Regions from separate parts of the Homo sapiens genome. Here region 1 is linked to region 2. Evidence: chromatin loops called from intact Hi-C (ENCODE). Cell type or tissue: IMR-90. All regions are shown on one strand.

Region 1 (8,000 bases), 1.4 Mb after region 2:
AAACTATATATAGGGAACTAATATGTAGGGAACTGCTATAACTAAATAACAACAACAAAAAATAAGCAGATTAAGAAAATGAGTAAACGACCTAAACAGACATTTATCTATGTAAGACAGAAATAGCAGACAAGTCTATTAAAAGGTGCTCAACATCCCTAGTCATTAGGCAAGTAGGAGTCAAAACTACAATGAGCTATCACTTCACACCTGTTAGGATGGCCATCATAAAAAAAAAAAAAAGTGTTAGTGAGATTGTGGAGAAATTGGACGCTTGTATACTCTTGGTGGGCACATAAAATAGTGCAGCCACTATGGAAAACAGTATGGAAGTTCCTCAAAAGATTAAAAATATCACTACGGGCTGGGTGTGGTGGCTCATGCCTATAATCCCAGTACTTTGGAAAGCTGAGGCGGGCGGATCACCGGAGGTCAGGAGTTCGAGACCATCCTGACCAACATGGTGAAACCCTGTCTCTACTAAAAATACAAAATTACCTGGGCATGGCGGTGCATGCCTGTAATCCCAGTTACTCAGGAGGCTGAGGCAGGAGAATCACTTGAACTCGGGAGGCGGAGGTTGCAGTGAGCCGAGATCGCGCCATTGCACTCCAGCCTGGGCAACAAGAGCGAAACTTCATCTCAAAACAAAAACAAAACAAAACAAACAAAAAACAACAACAGTAACAACAACAACAACAACAACAAAACACTACCATATGATCCAGCAGTTCCATTCTGGTTAATTATTCTGGGTAATCATTCAAAATAATTAAAATTGGGATCTAAAAGAGATGTATCTTCACTCCCATGATCATTGGAGAATTATTCTTAATAGCAAAGATATAGAAATAATCTAAATGTCCATCAATGGATGAATGATCAAGAAAATGTATTGCATGAGTCCACTTACATGACATATGTAAAACAGTCAAACTCATGGAAACATAAAGTAGAATGATGGTTACCGGGAGGTAGGGGGAGAAGATGGGGAATGATTGTTCAATGGGTATACAATTTCAGATAAGCAAGAAAAAAAGGTTCTAGAGGTCCGAGGTACAACATTGTGCTTGCACCTAACAATGTTGTATGGTACACTTAAAAACTTGTTAAGAGGGTAGAACTCATGTTATTTCTTCTTAACACAATTTTTAAAAATGCATTGGAAAGGGTTTTACTTTAGACTGGCATTCTATATTTTCCTGAAGCTGTATGCAGAGCATCGAAGGAAATCATCTTAAACAAACAAACAAAAAGCAGCTACTGGTTAGACTATTGTCACCTGTGCATCGCTATGATTGTGTATTATTGAGTTATGTGACCAATGCTACACAGTGTGCAATGTTCTCACTACACTTGGCTGAATTCTATCAAGCTAAACACTCTTGACGGACAACATCTTGACTAGCCAAGATGCACTGACTGTTTATCAATAGTATTGATTGCACCACAAAGTTACACAATTATGTGACATAATACAAGGGGGGGGGGCGACACAAGCAACAGTTTAATAAGTGGTAGTGAATATCATTGTGTAAATTGAATACTAAACATTTGTTTGCCTAACAATTTAGGAAAGGCTTTAGAAACTGGATGTCAATATCAGATTCCTAACACTGTTTTATATAAAATCATTATGATAGACATCTTACCAATATGGAAACTGAAGGCCAGAATAATTCAGATGCCCAATGGAGACAGACTTAATAGCATGTCCAGTACTTGAGCATGAGTTTCATTGGTTATTAAGGCTAATTTATCCAATTATCCTTCATAAAAATAAGAGTTGTACAGGGCATTATCTTGTGAATAAATTATCAACATTTCGACTTCACACTTGAATCTAAAAAGAAAAATTGAATTTAGTGTCTAGTGAAGTCTTTACAGACAAGTCATATTATAAAAGAGCAGACATTTTATTAGAGATTGTCACTTGATCATTTTTTTAATTGGATATCTGAAATGTGTGCTGTGGGCCAGGCACAGTGGCTCATACCTGTAATCCCAGCACTTTGGGAGACCCAGGTGGAAGGATTGTTTGACCCTGCATAGTAAGATCCTGTCTCTAAAAAATAATAAATAATAAATAAATTAAAAAAGAAAATGTGTGTTGAAGCTCAAAATGATAATCATTTATTTACTTGGTAATGAGTCATGACCACAAATCAAATGTACTTTTCAAAAATCATCAGCTTCTTGAAACATATGGAGTAAAGGAAGTTGCCTAAAAATGAGGGATAGAAAATTATAGTGCATCCCTAAGGCAGTGGAAAATCTAAGGAGTAGGCTTGTTTAATCCACCCCTGGGTAAATCTCACTGATTCACTTAGATTATTGCCCTGTGTCGTTTTTGAAATATCTCAGAAATGTATTTAAGAATACTGAAACCATTCAATGGTCTGGATTTATAACAGAACTTTTCCATGTCTAAAATTGACAATTTCAATGGATTTTAAAGTTGAAGATAATCCTTTGCCTAAACCCACCTACTATATTTCTATTCATCCTGTACTGTTACATCCTTTATTCTCTTCATTATTTTTCATGTTCTTAGAGTTTACAGTATCATGTGGTTTATGTTTTTCTTACACAGTGATTTGCACAAATAGATAACATTTTAATTTCTAAAGAGAAATTATCACCATCTTATCAGCCTTAGCATTCACCATCAACTTATGCTAGCAAGAAATTCTGTACTCAGAAAAACTAAACCTACTGGGCAAAAGTTGAACAAATACTCTAAACTAGATAATGCAAACAGGCTGAGTTTTAACACCAGTCCACATCAATCCGAGGTAATTGTTTTAAATGCTGTAAATATTCATTTGATACCTTTACCATAGAATAAACAATTTCCTACCACTCTCATATACTTCTGAGCCTTCCAGAATACCATAAGGATTTATTTACTTCCTGTAAAACAACAGGGGTCCTTAATCCTGTCAACAGATTACTGGAGCTGAGTTCTCAATGCGTCCCGGTGGCGGCGTTGTTTGTGAAATGCTGCCATCTATGGGACAGAGGTGGGTATTGCTCAGGGCCCAGGCAGCGAAACCACAGCCGCCTCTCTGCTGCGCTACGTGGTTGGTTCAGTAAATGAAGCAATTTTTGGTCAATAAACAGGAATAAAAATCATAGCGTTGGCTAGAAAATAGACGTTGCAAACTCCAAGCTGGCACTGCTCTCTACCACAGCTATTCCTTGGGGGAAAAAAATGAGTGCTGTGGCAGTTGTTCCGCAGTAGCTTTGATCCAAATCTGTTTCTCTTTTTTTTCCTCCCACACCCACATTTACGCTTTTATCCAAAATGTTGCAATGTGGTTAGAACAATACAACCTTCCACGCATTGGCAAACAAATAGGTTAACTTGGTTAATTAAAGTTTTAAAACTCACCCATTCTGAATAATAGCATAAACCAAATTTGCGAAGGACTCCTGACCTTCCTGTGTGTCATAGACGCCTGTGAGACAATGCAATGTATTTCCATTCAAAACTTGGCAAAGAAACCCGGATTTGACGATTTCTCCCACTGATCAAAGTCCATACATCAACATCATAAAGCGCATTGTACTGTTCGAAAGAAGCTCGTCTATTTATTGAGAGTACTTTCAACAACAGTGTCATTTAATGCCCACCTCAGCCCTAGGAAACAAATCTTGCCACTGTCACTCCTTTTTCACAAAACGGTAAATTGAATGTTAGAGAAGTTGTCACTGCGCTTAAGTTTTACAGATCACTGAGCAATAGATCCAGGATTTGAACACAGTTTGTTTCATCCAAATCCAAGCAGTTATCTCCTCTCCTAGGCCTTCCTTGTGGTCAAGCACTGATGATTTAAATCTAGTTCTTCATTTTTTGTTTTCATTTTACATCTGTGTAGCCTTGGGCACATCATTTGAATTTCTTTAGTCTGAATTTTCTCGTTTTCACGACAAAAAGATTAGTGTATCTATTTCTATGTTCCTTTCCAACTCTCAATCATATAATTCATCTGTCTTGATGAGGACAAAAAAAGAAAAATGAAAGAGTCACAAATTGTCATTTGGATAAAACTTCGAAGGTTCCTTAATTCCACTCTCTCATTTTAAAGATAAAGGAGCTACGCTTGTGGAAAGAAAAAATCAAACGGTCAAGAAAAAAAATCAAATGGCTGAGAGGCACTGTTGCCAGGAGAGTTACTTTCAATGTACCGGTACCTCTAAGGGGTTTAATTTTAGTTTGATCCAGCCTCTCTAGCCAGCTGTGTGTGAGGAAAAAGAGAAGAAAGAGGAAGCCTTCAGTGCCTTCAACAGGAAAAACAGTAATGTGAGAGTGGTTACTCATCTGATAAACTAGGAAGGAACAAGGAAGGTCTAGACTAGTAGGGAGTTCTTAAAGATAAAGCTTGGAGCCCAGGTAGCTGGATCTCAAATGGGTTAATATTCATGCCAATGGGCTAACCAAGCTGGCATTCCTCCAAGCCGAAGCCTGGATAATGATATGAATATTACTCTTCCACCATGATTTGTACATCTTTCAGTACCCACTACATGGCTTAGTATAACAACCTGGTCTTGAGTAAGACTTGGGAAATCTTTGTCAAGTGAACAAATTAAACAATATTTTTTTCTCTGGACAATATCCCATTTGAATATTGAATTAGACAATATGTCGTTTCTCTAGACTCATCCTCTAGGTGACTAGAAACATGCAAAGAATGTGGCTCTATACCTAACAGGGAGAAAAGGCTAGATTATTGTCTTAGTCTGTTCAGGCTGCTATAACAAAATACACAAAACTGGGTGGCTTATAAACAACAGGTATTTATTTTTCACAGCAGGGAGGGCTGGAAGTCCAAGATCAAGGTGCCAGCAAGGTAAGGTTCTGGTAAGGGCCCAGTTTTGGGTTAGCGAATAGTGATTTATTGCTGTGTCCTCATACAGTGGAAAAGACACAGCTGGCTAGAGAGGCTGGATCAAACTAAAATTGAACCCCTTAGAGGTACTGTTACATTGAAAGTAACTCTCCTGGCAACAGTGCCTTTCAGCCATTTGATTTTTTTACTTGACCATTTGATTTTTTCCTTCCACAGGCATAGCTCCTTTATCTTTAAAATGAGAGAGTGGAATTAAGGAACCTTAGAAGTTTTATCCAAATGACAAGGGGCAAGTTAGCTCTCTGAGGTCTTTTTTTATAAGGGCATTAATCCCATTAATGACGACAGAACCCTCAAGACCCAATCACCTGCCTTATAATACTATCACATTAGAGATTAGGTTTCAACATATGAATTTTGGGGAGACAACCATTCAGACCATGGGCATTATCTACAAGACTATAACTTGTCTTAAACTCATTAAAAGTCTAGTTCATAAAGGCAAACAAGTAAATCAAATTCTAAAGGTGAATCATCACATCCAAAGAGAGGCAGGACACAAGAACTGTGTCAGAAATTGCTTAGTGAGAATATAAAAAGGATGACCACCATAGAAATTGGTACAAAATGAAAAAGCAAAAAATTTAATGAACACTTAAAGGCTGAGGAGAATTGGTTAATGTGTTCATTTGGGATTGCTAAGGGCCCTAGACACAAGGAAAGTTGCAAGACTTTATCCGTGGGTCTCTACCATTTGCTTAGGAGAAAGACTAAGGGCTGAGCGGGCGACCAGAATAATTCCCTCTCAGGAGCACTGATAAAGCAGTTGTTAGCATCTGTGAGGGTTAAGGCTCTGTCCACTTTGTAGAAGACTTTAAAACAAAAATAAAGCAAATGGTTTAAGTCTATGAGAAAGGAGAAGAAGAAAACTCAATTAGATTCTGGATAGAAGATAACTCTTATGGCACAGGCAACACTCCATTGCTACTAGGGAAAAGGTTGAACCCTGTATTCCTGGGGAGGAGAAATACAAAACAGTCTGAGACCCAGGATCCTACACAGATTTCAAGTGGAGGCTTGATTCCACTAATGGAGGGGCAGGGAACTTCTACCTAAGATTTTCAAGAAGTATGAAGGGTGTGAGATTTTACCCTACCTTAACAAGCTAAAAACTCATTAGTTTCACACAATTCTCTAAGTGCTGGCAGAATGACATGAGGCTGCTGGGTCAGAGACAGAACGCAGTTTAATACTCACTGCAATAGTGGTAGTCAGAGTGTCATGGTTTTCTTTCCCCAGTACCCTGAGCCCCACTACCCATAAGGTGACATGATGATGAGGGTCAGATGATGCTTTCATATGCAGTCAGTTGCATTACAGAACAAGAGCCCTAATGTAGGATGCTCCAATCTTTCATAATTGACAACAAACAAATCTACCTGACTTTTGCCCCAGAAGAAAAATATGTCTGTATTATACTGCAAACAGTATTGTTGCTGTATTAGACAGCAAACAAATCTGCAGAGGACAGGCATCAGAGGAAGGCACTATCTTTATCTTATAAAGATATTCACTATACAAATATTCTTGAAAAGAAAGTCCAATGAAGAAAAAGGCTGTCAGTGTGTCTGCTGGTCAGATGTACAGAAGGAAAGAGACTGATGGAGAATTATCTCTCCCACCCCACATACACAAAATGCCATGAAGAGGAAGTATGGAAACAGTAAAAATGTATCACTCCTGATGCCCAGACACATTGGTCCTGCCTAACATTGAGGTTGTACCAGAACAACAAAGAACTTTCCCAATTCTACCACTAGCCAAGCACCAAGTCCCTGGTATGGTATTCTATCACTGGGAAAGTGGCAAGAACCTGGAGGGAGACTATACTCTGTGGTGCAAGTATTTAGTGTTGACTAACAATGAATGGGGAAAAAACAAACGGACTCTCAGAAAAACCTAGGAGACTCTATCCTGACTCTATCCTGAGTAGCTTGAGGAGCTTGAAGTCTATAGTTCATTGAAGATAATCATAGCAACAAAAACTCCAAACCACATAAACTCCTGATTAGATTGGCCAAACCCTACATTCTAACTGAAGAACAAAAGAGGAGGTACAATCATTGCTAGGTATAAATATTATCTTCCTGCATTTCTACTATTCTTCTATGCATGATATCTGATATTCAATAAACAATTATGAGATATACACAGAAAAAAAATCAAGAAAAAAGTGAGCAACATAAGGATAGATGACTCATATATTGGAATTAACTGACAGAGGCTTTAAGATAATTGATTAAATATTTTGACACCTGGTGGAAAAGATGGACAATATGAATGGGCAAATGGGAAAATTTAGCACAGGTATACAGAAAGAGTACAATGGAAATGCTGTAAGTTAAAAAAAAAAAAAACCACAACAACAAAACCCAAAACAAACCATTTTAAAAAATCATACATAAAAAAGTAAATCCTTAGGAGGTTCATAAATAGAATGTACACAGATGAGGAAAGATTCAGTGAGTCTGAAATTAGGTAAATAAAAATTATTTAATTTTTTGAATTGAAATTCAAATTGAAATTGAAATACAGAGTTAAAATAAGTGTTTTTTTTTAAAAAAACCACCAAAATCAAAGAGCAACAGCACAATATCGAACGGTATAATTTACATGAAATTGGAGTCCCACAAGAAGGAAAGAGAGAGAGAATGTATCAGAAAAAAAAATGAGGAAGTAGTAGTTGAGAATTTTACAAAAAGAATCAAAACATTAAATCATACCTCTAAAACCCTTGGAAAGCCTCAAGTGGAATAAAAACAAAACAAAGACACACCTACACACATCATAGTTAAACTATGAAAACCAAAGATAAAGAGAAAATCTTGAAGGCAGAGAAAAAAGAAGCATTCTATACAGGGGAATGAAGATAAGGATTATAGCAGACATTTCCTCAGCAACTACACAAACCCAGAACATATCGGAGTGATCATTTTAACAGACTAAGAGAGAAAAAGAAGAACTTGTCAATGAAATTTCACAACCAGTGACAATATCTTCCAAAACTTGAGCCGAATACTTTCTCAGACAAAAAAGAAGGAAGGAAGGAAGGAAGGAAGGAAGGAAGGAAGGAAGGAAGGAAGG
Region 2 (8,000 bases):
GCGCGCATGCGTCGGCAGGTAGCAACCCAGCTCTTTATGACCAGGTGAGATGTTGGTGAGCAGGTAAAAAAGGAGGATTTGCCTAAGCGATTCCAGGGAGCTGGCCCGACCGAGCCCTCCAGCCCATGCCCGGCGGGGACCAGTCGCCAGGAGCGCAGAGCCGCGATGTCCATACTTGCCAAAATGGGGGACTGGCAGGTACGGGGGGTTTGCCTTGGCTGGGGTTGAGGTGGGCAGGGGTGGAGTAGGGGAGGGGGCCGGAGCGGGGAGGAGGAGAGGAAGCGCCGTGGCCCAGGGCAGGGGAGTCGTAGGTGAGGCGCGCCTGGCAGCGCCCAGGAGAGCTCCCAGGAGACAGCGAAGACAGGAAAAACGGGCGCAGGCAGCGACTGCGGTGCTGGGCGCAAAGCGCGCAGCCCGCGGGGCCCGGCGCCGGGGAAGTCCGGCGCACGCTCCACAGGTGGCCTGGTGGGTCACTTGTGGTTTGTGCTGTGGCCGTTTCCCCCACCCCCCTCCCACCTCAAGTAGAAACTTGGGAGGATGACTAATTCGGAAGGGGGGAGGGAGAAGGCCTGGGGTTGTGGTGCGCGGCGGTGAAGGTTTTCAGCCTGCTGCGCCTGCGGCCTCGCCCTAGACCCCAGGGTTGAGTGTTGGACAGGTTCTGGTGCACCTGTCTCTCTTGGTACCCCCAGATTTCGGGAGATCTAGGATGTGTGAAGAATGGAAAGGGGTCCAGATGGCTGGGTCGCGGAGGCAGCGTGTTTCTGTAGGAGATACAAAGTTTGCCCGAAGTTTAGCTAGCAACTCACTCCACTTCCTGAAATGGGTTTTTGCCGCCTGGGCTACGGATGAGGGAGTGTGAGAATGGTGGGTGAGGAGGCAGGGGGGTGGTGAATTTGCCAAAACCAACGCCTGTGGAACTTGGCCCTGCTAGGCCGCGGACACCACAAGGCATCCAAGGCTTGGCTCCTGTCCTTCCTGAGCCCCGGATTCCGACCCTGGCCAAGGAAGCATTTGTCCAGCTCTCTCCTTCCAACTTCCAGACACTTTCCCTTCGGGAAACAGAGCGGCTCTGGCCAGGATGGTGGCGGTAAAAGGCTCTGCCTGTCGCCGATTTCATCATCAGAACCGCGAGGCCCTGTTTTCGCCCCAACCAAGAGGCCTGGTGAGGGTGAGATTCTGTGTGCCCAAAAGCCCAGGGGACAATTCGAATCTAATGCCCTGAACTTCCCCCCAAAAATCTGAGGCCTTGCTACTCCTGGTCGAGTTCTTTCTCTTGTTTCAGATTTAGGCCATTAAAAGTAAAGTTCTGAGAAGTGCAGTCTTCACTAAGCTACCTGGAGTTGGAGAAAGAAAGGCCTTTTGCGTTCTGTACTTTTTTCCCTTGGATTTATTACTTTTATCAAGAGTGAGCTCTTTTATATTCTTCTCCCTAGTTAAGCCTCACTAAATGGTATTTCATCCGCAAGTTTAGACAAACCTCGTGGTTTAAGGATGCAAATCCCATACCAGAGACAAATCCCGGGAATCCACACCTTTCCCTTCCTGACCCTGTGGGCTAAAGGCCCTTCCTAACTCTCTTATTTGGAGGCTGAAGACTGGGGGAGTCCTTTCGGAGCAGTCTTTGGGTTTTCTCCTCAAATTCCAGTGAATTTCGCTGCAGAATTCCTAGGCCGTGAGAAGGTGCCTGTTGAGTAGGTTTGGCCTGGGACTGGGCCTTCTGTGGGTTCGACTAAGGTTTGAAAGCCGCGAGACTGCCGCAGGAGGAGGAAGGAGGGAGCCGCGGGCCTGGCTCTTGCGGGCTCACAGTTAGGCAAGTGGCTGGAGGCCTGGATCTCGGGTGGGGCGAGCGGATTTGGGGCCCGGAGGGGCCGAATCTGATGGGCTGGGCCTGTTGGGCTCCCGGCTCCCACTGGGCATTGACAATCGGAGAAAAGAGAGTCGTTCTGGCCCCTCACTGTCTCTTTCTCTTTGTGACTCTGTCTCTCACACAAATACTCCCTCTTCCCCGCGACGCCCTTTTTATGCCCCCCACGTCAGGCCTGGATCTCCGACCTCCAACCCCAGGCCTGGCGCTGCTGTCCCGGGGTTCTGGCCCCGCCGGAGCATTGACATGCAATGAAGCGACTTAGCGTGGTAATGACGCTGGCATAAATGCAGCTCGGCTGGCTCCAGAGGCGACCCTGGCGCTCGCCCGGGCCTTTCATCAGCGCCTACACCGGGGGCGGCAGTCCAGAGCCGGCAGGTCCCAATCTGCACCTCAATGGCGCCCTCGGCGGGAATACAACAACAGTTTAGCAGCCCCAGCGGGTGCGGAGCCGGAGATCTGTTGGGCGCGGGGCAGCGGGGAGGTGGAAACGGGGGTTGAAATGGGGTGGCAGAGGATGGAGGGCGGCCTTTCCAAGCCCGCAGAGGGCAAGAAAGCGAAACTTGGAGTTCCCTTAAGCACACCGCGGCGACGTCTACGGAGTGTAAAAACCCATGCTCTCAGGCCTAGGGTTTGGCCTGCTCAGGCTATGGCCGCTGCTGGGAGGGTGTCGGTGCTCCTGGCAGCCCAGATCCTGACTTCAAACCACTGCACTGGCGACAGGCTGGGACAGCCCTGCAGGGTCTAGCCCTGGAAAGTCGACCATTTTCTGGACGGAGGGCGGCGCCAAGCCTCCAGCCCGGTTCAGCCGAGGAATTGTGCTCAGTTCAGGTAGGGCAAGGGAGGCCCAGAGCATGGGGAGGGCTTCCTGGGTCTGTAAGGCCCCTTGCCAGCTCCGGCTTCTCCCTAGCTTTTTGGAGCCTTCTGCCTACTCTGCTAGGTTTGGGGAGTTTGCTGAGGTGTTTGGAGGGAGAATTCCCCTTCTGCAGCCTTGGGTGGAATGGGGAGTTCTCCCAGCTCCTGCCTTCCTTCCACCTGTGAGGGAATGCTCCAATCTGCCACAGTTCCCATCCCCTTTTAGGAACGCCCGGTGGAAATATGGGAGGCCTGGAGATTTTCGAGAAACAAGCCCAGATGAATCAAAGGTCCTTACTAGAGCAACTCTGAGGCGGGACCTAGTGTAGTTAAGGAGTTTGTACATATAGCAGAGAGAAAAGACAGAGGTAACTTTCTTTTGGAGGACAAACGAGGAAGCTCAGCCAGGAAAATTAATTACTCTGTATTTCCTAGTGTCACATTAGGTCCTTTTCTTTTTTTTTTTTCTTACTTAAAAAAAAATCCCAAAACCGAAAGGGATAAAAGCCCCAGAGGACCCAGCAGGCCCCGGTGAGGAGTCCAAAAGCCCGGACTGACCAGTCTGGACGAGTAGGTGGCTCCCAGGCCTCCAGGTTCCGCGGCAGCCGGGCTCTGCCTCGCGAGCACGCCCGCGTTAGTAGCATCACCAAATCATGAAGGAACTCTCCCTGCTTTAATTAAAAAGGGGAATCTTGGGAAAACTAGAGCAGATTAACACAGCTAAAAGTCGGTTCCCGGTGATTTATTTTGATGCACGCACGAGACGGTATCTAGACTTGCAGGCACACACACGTCTGTTTTTAGGCTCAACTTCAGAAGCGGGTGTGCAGTTCCATAGGAGTTCTGTATTCGTGTCCACGTTGCACCCAGGAAACCTTAGCCTGAACACCAATTTGAACTGTCAGTTGGCCCTAGCTTCACACAAACAGGAGAAAAATTGTTTAACCCCTGGAGCTGTCAAGTAACCTCTTCAGGGTACAACTTTTATTTTACACGCTGCAATTAAGGGATTGCAAACCCCAGCAGAGCCACCGGAGCCGCTTGGCAGAATCTCCAACCTGGGGGAAAGCTCAAAGCCAATAAAACTCCCAAGGCGCTGCGGCCCGAGGGGGTGGCTGCCTCGAGCGGAGGCGATCCCTTGTTGGGAAAAAATCCTGGAGTGACTTCGCCGGTCTTGGTTTGGTGGTTATGTTTAATTGCGAAAGGGATAATGATTTCTAATAAAATTGCACGGGGCCAAAAGGGCAGCTCGGATCGTGGTAGCAGGGTTAAGGGAGAAGTGCTAGAAGCTGGGCCCCAGGCGTGGCGCTTGGACCTTGAGCAGTGCCGGGCTTTGCAGAAGGCATCTCTGGAGAAAAGGAAGCGGAGAAAGAAAGGAAGGGGAATGTGGCGGAATTGGGGTAAGAGAGGGGGTGTTGGGGCAGGGCCTCGCGGCGGAGCTCGAGGAAGGTTTTATCAGTTCGCAGGCTGGAGTGCGCTCTAGAAGCAAGTTCGCGGCGTAGAGAGGCCTTTATACCTGTGTCGGAGCGGCCGGCGGCAGATTGTGGTACTGGCGAGCAATTGGACTATTGTTGATATGCTAATGAGGCGATTAGGCTGTTGGTAAAGAGCTGGAAAAGGGAAAAGTTTCTACCATTAGAGGGAGATCTCCGAGCGCACACGGGAGCTCTTTCCCTTCTCTCCTCCTCCTCGCCCTTCTCCTCGCCCTCCTCCTCCTCCTCGCCCTCCTCTTCCTCCTCCTCCTCCTTGCCCTCCTCCTCTCCCTCCTCCTTCTCCTCCTCCACCTCCTCTCCCTCCTCCTCCTCCTCCTGCGCTCACCGCCGGCAGCCAGCACTTTGCGCTCACCCAGAGAGTAGCTCCACTTGGGTGCGAGACCGAGAGGGGCATATCCGTTCACGCCGATCCATGAAAATGCTTTGGAAATTGACGGATAATATCAAGTACGAGGACTGCGAGGTAAGCGCGACGCCGGCTCGATCATCCGTGCGGTCACAGGCTCCGAGCTTGACCCTCCCTCTCCTCCTCCTCTCCTTGCAACCAGCTGCGAAACGCGGGTGGGACAAACTTTCCCCAGCGCAGCGCCCGTCCCTCGGATTCGCCCGAAGAACGCGGGGGAGAAGCTGCAGAGAGAGGACGTGGATGCTCCCTTCTTTGGTTTCCCTACTTTGAAGCTCGTGTCCCACTTTACTCCCCTTTCTGACCAATTTTGGCTGTGCCTAAGAATGGGGGAAAAGAAGAACATGGGCTTTTGAAGCAATTGCTGGCAACTGGGCACTTGCCTGTGCACTCCTCGTGTTATCTTCATCGAGATTGAGGGCCCAAGTCACCAGGAACAGAAAGGAAAGAGAAAACTCTTTTCTCTCTTGAACTTCCTCTCCGATCTTTAATATTCCTTCTTCTTTCTATTCATTCATTCATTCATTCATTCATTCTTTCTTCCCCCCACCCCCACTTCTAAAGCGGTTCCCTTCTCGGCTTTAGAGACGGCCCCCCCACACTTCGCTGTGAGCTGGGCTGCATCTTCCTGTAAGCGGGTTCAACTTAAGACCACTGATCCCAGCTGCGGGGCTCGCTCCAGATCCTCTGTGCTTCACGAAGTTCTAAGTAGCTTCTCCCTCTGAGCTACAGGATCGACGCACCCCACGGGGGTGTGTGGGGGTGGGGTGGGGAGATGTGCTGCGCCGAGCCTGCTGGCCGCTGGGTGCGGGAGCACCAGCTTCTGCACCAGCCCAGAACGACCGTGGGAATCCTTGCGCGGCTGCAGACCACCTCTGGTGCCGCAAGCCCGCTGGGCCGACAGAGCGCGCCGCTTTGGAACCCATTTTAAAACGCAGAGTCCCCTGAGCTCGCCTTCTTGAGGCAGCAAGGGAGACCCTAGCGCGACCTGTCCACCCGCAGGAGGCGCTGGGAACGGTTACAACCAACACTGTAATGAGCAATGAGTCCGAGAGAGGGGTTGGGGTGTGTAGGGCTGGAGATTACCTAAATAAATAGGTGGCAGTCCCAACTTTTGCTGTTTTTTTTTTTTTTCTTTTTTGGCATTTGCAGCTGAGAATGTTAGGCAGGAGGTGTGTGTGCAGGCGCAGGGGCGGAGATCTTGACTTCACTCGAAACCAGAAATTGGGTTTATGTGAACGATGTGTCACCCGCTCCCTCCTCCCTTTTCTTTCTGAAGATTATTTTAAATCGTTCTCCTTTCAGGCCCCCCACCCCGGTAGATGGGGACGGGGTGACATCCCACGGGTACTGGCTCTTCCCTGGGGGGGTCCTGTCGCGCTAGAGGAGGGGCGCAGGGACCCCACGTCAGACCAGTCGCTTTGTTTTCGAGGCTGGGGGCGAGCTTTGCGGGCAGGTAGGAATGAAGCCGAACCCCTCAGTCTCATAGGACAATTCATACTGTACTGGTCTGGGCTTTGGCCGGAGGCTTGGGCATTTCACTTTCGCAGAGGCCGAAACCCAGCTCCAGGTGTGGGCGCCCTCGGCGGGCGGGGTCCGAACCTCCGTGCGGCTCTAGGTGCCGACTGGATGGGGTGGGTGGCTAGGTGGGGGATGAACTTGCACCCCTAGAGGGATCCTGTGGGGGCAAGTGTGAATGCGTGTGTAAGCGAGGCAAAAAAAGATGAGAGAGAGAGGAGAATAAAGTCAAAGCTGTTTCCACAACTTTGGCCGTGGTGGGCAAGCGCCGGAGCGGGGATTTCGGGTTTCGGAGCTGGCTTGGGGCAGTCTGATTGTGCCGGGGCTCTGTAGGGACACGCAGGAGGCGAGGTGCCGCTTGTTCTGACAACCTGGCGGGTAGACTGGCAAAGGCAGCACGCCGGGAGAGCTAGTCGTGTCATCTGGGGGGGCGTCAGGCGGGAGTGGCCCAGCCAGTCGGACGGGTTTTTGCCGGGAGCCGCGAGCCGGTGCCAGCGGCGCCCGGGCTGGGCCGCCTAGCGTCTGTGCGCGCCCCGGCCCGCATCCCGGCTCCCGATCCGGAATCCCCGGCCCCAGAGAGCCGAGGGCAGAGCGACGGTGGCCGGGGAGCGCACGGTGCCCCTGTCCGAGGAAAGCTCAAGAGGAGGCCGAGGAGAGGACCAGTGCAGCGAGCGGGCCGGTCCCGGGCAGGGCGCCGGGTCATGGAGGAGCCGCGCAGCAGCGGGCAGCCGAGTCCCGAGTCCCAGACTCGGCTGCGAAGCGGCGGAGCCCGCGGCCAGACAGGGCCGGGAAGCGCCTGCCGCGCCGAGAGCCCCACGAGCGCCCGGACGCGGTCCCAAGCAGCTCCTACCCGCTACGCACGACCCCCGCTGCATCCCGAGGTCTGCCCCAGCCTTTTAGGTCTGATTGTCCTCGCTCGCTTCCTCTCCCCTTCCCCCTCCCCCGCGGCCTCCCCCTCCGTGCGCTCCGGCTGGGCCCCCTCCCCCTCCCTCCCTCCCTTCCTCCCTCCCTCTTTCCCTCCCTTCCTCCTCTCGGGCTCTCCCTCCTTCCCTCCCTCCCCTCTCCCCACCCGGGGCTCCTCTCCCTCGCCCACACTTTCTTTCTCACACACGCACGCAGACACATTCTCCCTCTCTGCGCTCTCTCCTTCGGTCTCCCTCTCTGCCTCTTTCTCTTTCACTTTTGCATGCCCTGCAACCTTTTAAAATGTTGCCCCTTCCCTGTGATTCGCCAGACGCCGCGCCGCGGCCCCCCGCGCGCTCGCCCGCTCCCTCTCTCGCTCGCTTTTTGTCTCTCGCGCTCCCTCTCCCCACTCCGATTTGCTACACTGAGACTCCCGTCAATGGACTGCATTGAGAGCCGGCTCCGGCGCGAGTTGCCTCTCCGCTTCACGCTCGATTTCCAGGCATTCTTCCCTTATTAAGTATTCGTGTAATATTAATAGTCATGAATATCTGCTATTAGGAGGCTCCAGGAACGCTGCCCAGCGCGGTTATTAGAAGCTCAAGCGAAGCCGCCGCTAAGAAAAGAGGGGGAGACACGGATTAAGGAACACGCACGCACCCACACACTCACACATACTTTTTCCTTTTTCCTTTTTTGGGGTTTTTCATTTTTAAAGAACTTTGAATCATAACCAGTCGCGGCAGGATAGAGACCGTGGGTTCGACCAGCTGAAGGCGCCGCGCGAATCGGTGGTTCAAGTTCGGATGGATCCGAGCCGGGCTCCCGCGCTCCGGGGAGCGTCGGCGCCGTGACTGGAGTCCTGGGTGGCGCGGGGCTCTCGGCGCCTTTTGTGTGGGGCGCGCTCGGGCGGCGGGGCAGCCGGGCGCTCCAGGCTTGCTTGTTTTTTTCCACCCTGACTCGT

The links. A loop is a pair of places that touch in the nucleus more often than their neighbours do. Peaks named below come from ENCODE experiments on the same cell type or tissue, not always from the same donor. Only the 100,000 strongest peaks of a DNase experiment are listed, where the experiment ranks them.
Region 1: it touches region 2 in a loop (5-fold over the local background); 19 of 110 quality-filtered maps call a loop at or near these places.

The regions. Positions count from the first base shown.
Region 1 is chr6:8,978,346-8,986,345 of GRCh38, reverse strand. All of the region lies in intron 2 of LOC105374914 (a long non-coding RNA gene), which reads right to left. Among named protein-coding and RNA genes, the nearest start is that of HULC, 330 kb to the right of the region's middle. RefSeq lists a silencer at 2,921-2,970 and an enhancer at 2,876-3,170. In IMR-90, a CTCF peak has its summit at 3,020 (motif pointing left); no DNase peak of the experiment used is centred here.
Region 2 is chr6:10,411,616-10,419,615 of GRCh38, reverse strand. TFAP2A (transcription factor AP-2 alpha) reads left to right here and starts at 4,542. Exons shown (of 7, transcript NM_001372066.1): 1 at 4,542-4,675. The coding sequence starts at 4,625. It overlaps TFAP2A-AS1 (TFAP2A antisense RNA 1), which reads right to left and starts at 7,298. Exons shown (of 3, transcript NR_033910.1): 1 at 7,249-7,298; 2 at 4,565-4,935; 3 at 3,447-4,329. RefSeq lists enhancers at 51-708, 2,027-2,684, 2,685-3,342, 4,001-4,660, 4,661-5,318 and a silencer at 6,699-7,058. In IMR-90, a CTCF peak has its summit at 4,361; a DNase peak (open chromatin) is centred at 7,335; H3K4me3 peaks cover 3,835 bases; H3K27ac peaks cover 2,385 bases; H3K27me3 peaks cover 7,307 bases.